Linked DNA regions of Homo sapiens: region 1 is linked to region 2. Evidence: chromatin contacts called from ENCODE Hi-C or POLR2A ChIA-PET data. All regions are on one chromosome and are shown on one strand. Each heading gives the region's core, a stretch centred on a gene start or an enhancer-like site at or near the end of the contact. The rest is flanking DNA. Distances are from core to core; before and after follow the strand shown. Region 1 overlaps CALD1 (caldesmon 1). Region 2 overlaps LOC124901750 (a long non-coding RNA gene).

Region 1 (3,309 bases), core at 62-2,561, 100 kb after region 2:
AGTAGCATGTAGATTTTTATTAGGTAAAAATAAAATAAGTTATCTTCATAACAGCTAATTTTACAGATGAAGAAACTGAGTTACGATTAGATTAAGTAATATAGCTAAGGTCCCACAGCTAGTAAGTAGCTGGGTCAGGATCTAAACCCGGGATAATCTGGAGGCACTGCCCACCTTCTTTACCACTGTGCTATGCTGCCTCTTGCTAGTTACTCCACGTCACTGAGACTCCTCTTTTGTATGTGGCTCTAGAAAGAATTGAGATCTATTTGAGAACAAACTTTGGAGTCAGGAGAACTTGAGTTTGAATCTCAAATTTACCACTTTTTTCACTTACAAAATGGGGATGATTTCTCCTCCACTTTGTAGTTGTCACAACTACTAGAAGTAATATCTTGAAACTGCTTTGCACGTACATGATAGACACTCAATTACAAATGGTCAGCTATTGGCTGTGATTTCCTGTGGAGGCTACCTGTTAGCGTGGGGCTTAGCCACACACTGTCCCCTGTTGCCTCCTCTAGGCCATCCTGTAGACAGATTAAAAAGGGCTCACTGCTTCTACATTTGGGGTCTCCAGGAGGTAAGACTAGGACCAATAGATACAAGTTCTAGGAAGTCCTATTTCAGATCAGCTTACAGACTTTCTAAATAGATATTTCTGTCTCTGAAGCACGAACCTCGCTGCTCTACAGAAGCAGACAACTTCCACTGTCCTTTCCAACCAGAAGGTTTACCTGCTTGCCCTTATCAACAAATCTATGCTGCCTTTAACATTTTAAATCATTTTATCTAGTATAGCTAAAGAGTTGTATTATTCCTGAGATTGGGTTGTTTTGCAGGTTTTCAGTGTTTTAGACCTGGAATGAGAGGGAGTAAGAAAAGAGGGAGGGAGAGGAAAAGAGAAAAAGAAATAAGGAGAGAGAGAGAGAGAGAGAGAGAAAGGAGAGGACAGAGAGGGAGGAAGGGAAAAGGGGGAAGAGGAGGGAGGGGAGAAGGAAATTGGAATTTATCTGGAGAAAAAGTACTGAACTTGGGAGAGAGACTGAAGAGCAATGGATTGATAGTTATCTGAAGTCCTCACAGGTTAAGGATGGTTGAGAAGATAAGCTAGCTCATTCAGCTACCTTGCTGGCATACTAGCTATGTGACAGGCACTGTTCTGGTTGAGGACTGCTCTCTCAGAGCAGTAAAGTAAATCAAATAACTTGCCCAAAGTCACACTGCTGGAAAATGCCAGAGCTGTTCAAAGCTCCTCCCTAACTCCAACCCTCTCCAATTCTCTACAGCTATCTGCTCTGTGTCTTCCCCCAAGAAAGCGATGGAAACCAGAGCAGGAGGTTTCCGTAACCAGTCATTATAATTTGTCAGGGAGCCATACTGCAGTTCAACTAGACAAGCACATTGTCATTCCCTGCCATATAAGGAAACAGAGCTAAACACCATTGCTTTCACTATTGACTGGAGAGGTTGCTCAAGTTAGAGTTAGACAAGATGAGGATCTAGACCTAGAGCAGTTAAATTAAATTAAAAAAAGAAAGAAAGAAAGCCAGAGAAGTAGTTTTGTGTTTTCTTTTCCTGGTACCAGAGATAGTTTAACAAGCAGTTTCCATCCTTCTCCCTGACTCAACGGGAGATTTTCCCTGACATTAGGCACTAAAGGATTCAACTACTCGTACAAATACTTCAAGCTGTTTTGGTGTTTGATTATGTCAAATTTTAAGAAAAGGCAGAGGATCAGTTCAGGTATTCAAAAGGCCAACATATCCAAAAGGTATTCAAAAGGCCAAGACAGAGCTGCTTCTGTGTGGGTCAGGTAGAAAGTCAAGGACTGTATTTCTCTGTCCATTGATTTACAAAAGAAATTAGTGTCCACTCACCTTCCCAGGTGAGATACTACTTATTAAGAAATAAAATCAGAAATACTACTTATTAAGAAGACTTTACATTTAAGTTTGACCTTCTTGTCCAAAGCTAAGAATATTCACGGGGTCACTCTTTGCCTTAAGACTCAGACACAATGGGCACTTTATTTGTTTGTTTGTTTTTTGAGATGAAGTTTTGTTCTGTCACCCAGGCTGGAGTGCAGTGGCACGATCTCGGCTCACTGCAACCTCTGCCTCCTGGGTTCAAGCGATTCTTTCACCTCAGCCTCCTGAGTAGCTGGGATTATAGGCACACGCCACCATGCCCAGTTAATTTTTTGTATTTTTAGTAGAGACGGGGTTTCACTATGTTGGCCAGGCTGGTCTCGAACTCCTGACCTCAAGTGATCTGCCCACTTTGGCCTCTCAAAGTGCTGGGATTACAGGGACCATGCCCGGCCACAACAGGCACTTTAGAATGCAGGCTCAGTAACCAACTTTATGAAGGGAGAAACAGAGGCATGAACAGTTGAAACTATTTCCTTAAAGACAGCCAGTTCCATCTTGCCATACAGAGTGCCCACATTTTCAGATAATCCGAAGAGGCATCACTTAGTGTCCCCAGGGAAATGAAAAACAAAAAACAAAAAACAAAAAAACCTGTAAATAGTCTGGTCATCTTCTCCTAACTATCATCTTGGACCAGATTGCATCTGGAGTACTAGTTTATTAGGCATACCCGAGACTGGGTAATTTATAAAGAAAGAGGTTTAATGGACTCACAGTTCCACATGATTGGGGAGGCCTCACAATCATGGCGGAAGGCGAATGAGGAGCAAAGTCACAAATTACATGGTGACAGGCAAGAGAGCTTGTGCAGGGGAACTCCCATTTATAAAGCCATCAGATTTCCTGAGACTTATTCACTACCACGAGAATAGTATGGGGGCAACTGCCGCCGTGATTCAGTTATCTCCACCTGGCCCTGCCCTTGACACATGGGATTATTACAATTCAAGGTGAGATTTGGGTGGGGACACAGCCAAACCATATCTGATGCCACAACAAAATGCACAAACAAATTTATTTCTGGATGGAGGTTAGAAGTCCAAGATCAAGGTGTCAGCAGGGTTGGTTCCTTCAAGGGCTGTGAGGGAAGTCTCTGTTCCAGCCCTCTCTGTTTCACTTGTAGATGGTTATCTTTGTGTTCACAAGGCATTCTTTCTGAACGTGTATCTGCATCCAAATTTCCTCTTCTTTTTTTTTTTTTTTTTTTTGAGATGGAGTTTCGCTCTTATTGCCCAGGCTGGAGAGCAGTAGTGCCATCTCGACTCACTGCAACCTCCATCTCCCAGGTTCAAGCAATTCTCCTGCCTTGGCCTCCCGAGTAGCTGGGATTACAGGTGCTCGCCACCATGCCAGGCTAATTTTTTTGTATTTTTAG
Region 2 (3,290 bases), core at 659-3,158:
AATGTCTAAATATTTAAAAACTCAACCAAGCTAATAAACTGCTATATAAAATATGTTTTGTATATTTTTTATGCCTTGAAAAATATACCTTTATAACAAAAAGTACTTTAAAATATATAAAGCCATTTTATATGACTAAAAGCCACCACGCATCATCAAGGATGGTGATGACAGTCTTCTCTGAAAAGGTTTCATATATATTGAACTTTGAATGATTTTGTGTGTGTTTGCGTAAGTGTGTGTGTGTACCTGTACATGCGCTCCAGGCTGAAGAAGTAACAAGTGCAATAGTCCTGAGACAGAAGAGAGTGTTTAGGCAACAGATAATAGGTAAGGTCAGTGTAACCTGAACAACTTGAAGAAGGTGTTTAGGCAACAGACAACAGCTAAGGTCAGTAGTGAAGGCTGAAGTGGTGTAGGATGGGATTGGGGAGGTAGGCAGAAGCCAAATTGAGCCATGGTAGGGTGAACGGAAGACAGGAAAGGTCTTCCAAGCCAAAGAGTAGCCCAGTAGCCCATGCCCTCATTGCCACTGAAGAGCTTCTGCCATCTGAGCATGTAATCTCTCCAAGACAACATTTACGTTCTTGTGTAAACATAGATCATTGTGTAGCATAATCTCTATAAGAATTGTAATTCCTATCATATTTAAAAAGAGAGTAACAAGGAGACTTCAGTGTTTCTAAATGCACCCCTTCTGAAAGCATTTAAATCTTGATTTTAAATTTTATCATTTAGCTACAATGAATAAGCTCCCCTGGGTCATTCTCTAATGGCAATTTAAGCCAGGTCTTGGATCTTGTTTAATCCTCACAATAATATTCTGAGGTGAACATTTTTATTATATTCATCTTACAGATGAGCCTCACAAAACCTGAGTAGCAAGACACAGTCGCAAAGCTAGTATATAGCTGCAGCAAGATTCAAATCCAAGTTGACCTAACTCCAAAGCCCACGCTCTTGGCCACTGTCCCATACTGTTTTTAGTTTAATTTTTTTTTTTTTTGAGACAGAGTCTCGCTCTGTCACCCAGGCTGGAGTATAGTGGCTTGATCTCAACTCACTGCAACCTCCACCTCCTGGGTTCAAGCTATTCTCCTGCCTCAGCCTCCTGAGTAGCTGGGATTACAGGCGTGTGCCACCACACCAGGCTAATTTTTTGTAATTTTAGTAGAGACGGGGTTTCACCGTGTTAGCCAGTATGGTCTCGATCTCCTGACCTCGTGATCCATCTGCCTTGGCCTCCCAAAGTGCTGGGATTACAGGCGTGAGCCCACCGCGTGCCTGGCTGAAAAAAATTTTTAATTAAAATACCCATCCAAAATTGGTCAAAGAATAAAGTGGTTCAATGAAGCTACAGTGAGCAAGTTTCATTTTCATTCTCTGAAAGAGTAACATGGTGCCACACCAGTTCAACAGGACACCGAGTGGAGCTAGAGAGCTTAGATTTTTTTTCCACACAAAATTTAAGTGTGTGCTTTTGAAAGTGGGAGAAATAGGCGTTTGCTTTCCTTCTTTTCTTAAACTGTCTGCTTTGGTATTTGGAGAATTCAGAGCTTGTATATTAAAGCCTAACTGAACTATATAAATACACACATAGGAAGAGGAGAACAAGACATTTTATTTGCAGAAAATAAAACAAAGCAAAAAATTGTGTTTTCTTTAGCATGGAGTATTAAAAGCCATAGAGCTCCAGCCTTCGAAAGCTATCAGTGCCAGGGCCTTCCATTAAAAACTGTAAAGACCAGTCTAGCTAGTCTAAACAGAAAAGGAATTTGTTAAAGGATATTGGGTGGCTCACAGACTCTTTGGGAAAGCCAAGAGAGTTAAGCTTGGAAAGCCAGTCAGCTGAGAACAAGACTCAGTGAACAGTGTGAGATGGTTCCAGCAAGGACAATGGCCCTGCCGCTGGGCACAGACACTGCCCTCCTGCTGGAACATCTGCTGCTGCTAGCCCACTTGGCAATGGTCAGAGCGATTGCAGAAGTGGCTACAAATCCCTGTCCTCCTCTGTCCATCCACGCTCCCTTACAGGGAACTTTGAATGTCCTCCCAGCTGATTCTGGGCTCAGCTGCTGGGCCGACTTCATTCCTTTTTTCTGCGTGTGAGTTCAAAGTCAATACCAGATGGATTGTGAGCACGGACAGGAATGCTTTCCTGCACTGAGAAATACCTACTTCTCCCCATTGCCAGGCCCTTGGCTCCCACAGCTGTGGCTGTGTCTGCACACACAGGGCCTTTGTGTAGTCTGAATATGCCAGTTCCCACAAACCTCCAGCTGCGATTCCCTTTTTACCAACCATTCCCATCTAAGGAGTCAAAGGACGAATCACATTGCAAGGGACAATGGGTGTACAGGCTTGCTGAGAGAGCTTGCTTCAAATCCATGAGATGAAGAGACTCATGGGCAGTACGAGGCCATGGAGGCACTGCTGTTTTGGCAAAGAATGCTGGTCGTGACCACTTCCTTCTCTTTATTCTTCCTCAGAGTTCAACACTGGCCTTGCCCAAGTACCATGCTGAGAACTGGACCTCAGGAACTCCGACACACACGCCCTTTTCAGAAATTTGTAATTTCATCATTTCTTGACCAAATGACTCCAACCACAGAAAGGCACAAATTTTCCATTGGGATTTATTCTGCCCTCCCCTTTGGTGGGTATACTTTTTCTCTTTCTTGCTTTTGAAACCCCACTCATTATGTGAAGTATAGGTTTTTCAAACTGATTTTAAAGTAAACTTGTTATTAAATATACACATCGTGTCTTTCTGTCTTCCTAACTCCACTTTATAGATTTGAGAATTGAGACACAGAACAGTCTATGGCTCAGAAAAGCTAAATTCAATTTTTATTTGGCCTACGGGCCCTAATCTGGGCTTTGAAGTCTAAAGATCTAGAATTACCCACCGTCTTCCTACCCTCAGTCTGGTCAGACTCCGATGCATAAAGCTGGGAACCTCACTCCCCAAGCACCGGCAATCCAAGACTTCCCGTTTCTGGTTGCAATTGCAGGCTAGTAAATTTGGAGCACAGGATGGAACTATTTCTAGTACAGGCAAATAATTTGTAATAATTAAGAAGTATGAAGTTAATGAAAAGCAATTAACCCCATGGCAAGTTCGGCCATAAATTTTACTCCCAAAGTGAACGCATGATGCAGGTATGAGCCTTGATTTCAGATAAAGAAAAGAATGCAGAGCTATTATTAAATACAAAGTAAAACAACATGAAAAATGCCAGAAGATATAAAGAATGCAAGTAGGAGCCTGGGGGCAGAGGGAGGGAAGA

What was found. A loop is a pair of places that touch in the nucleus more often than their neighbours do. ChIA-PET counts read pairs that join two places held with the same protein, here RNA polymerase II (POLR2A). Pooled maps may share reads with other maps.
Region 1: POLR2A ChIA-PET joins it to region 2 with 25 read pairs in AG04450. The contact joins two enhancer-like sites. A Hi-C loop is called at or near these places in 5 of 168 maps with a recorded cell type or tissue (aorta, posterior vena cava, sigmoid colon and 1 more) and 6 of 50 pooled maps. POLR2A ChIA-PET finds 5 or more read pairs at or near these places in 6 of 52 experiments (AG04449, AG04450, BJ and 3 more).

The regions. Positions count from the first base shown.
Region 1 is chr7:134,789,165-134,792,473 of GRCh38, forward strand. All of the region lies in intron 1 of CALD1 (caldesmon 1), which reads left to right. All of the region lies in intron 1 of LOC124901750 (a long non-coding RNA gene), which reads right to left. Among named protein-coding and RNA genes, the nearest start is that of CALD1, 11 kb to the left of the region's middle. Within about 2 kb of position 1,312, at least 6 of the 41 ENCODE cell types and tissues checked have a DNase peak (open chromatin) inside an H3K27ac peak, as active enhancers do; they include sigmoid colon, where a contact is called at or near this core.
Region 2 is chr7:134,688,768-134,692,057 of GRCh38, forward strand. All of the region lies in intron 1 of LOC124901750 (a long non-coding RNA gene), which reads right to left. Among named protein-coding and RNA genes, the nearest start is that of BPGM, 44 kb to the left of the region's middle. Within about 2 kb of position 1,909, at least 7 of the 41 ENCODE cell types and tissues checked have a DNase peak (open chromatin) inside an H3K27ac peak, as active enhancers do; they include sigmoid colon, where a contact is called at or near this core.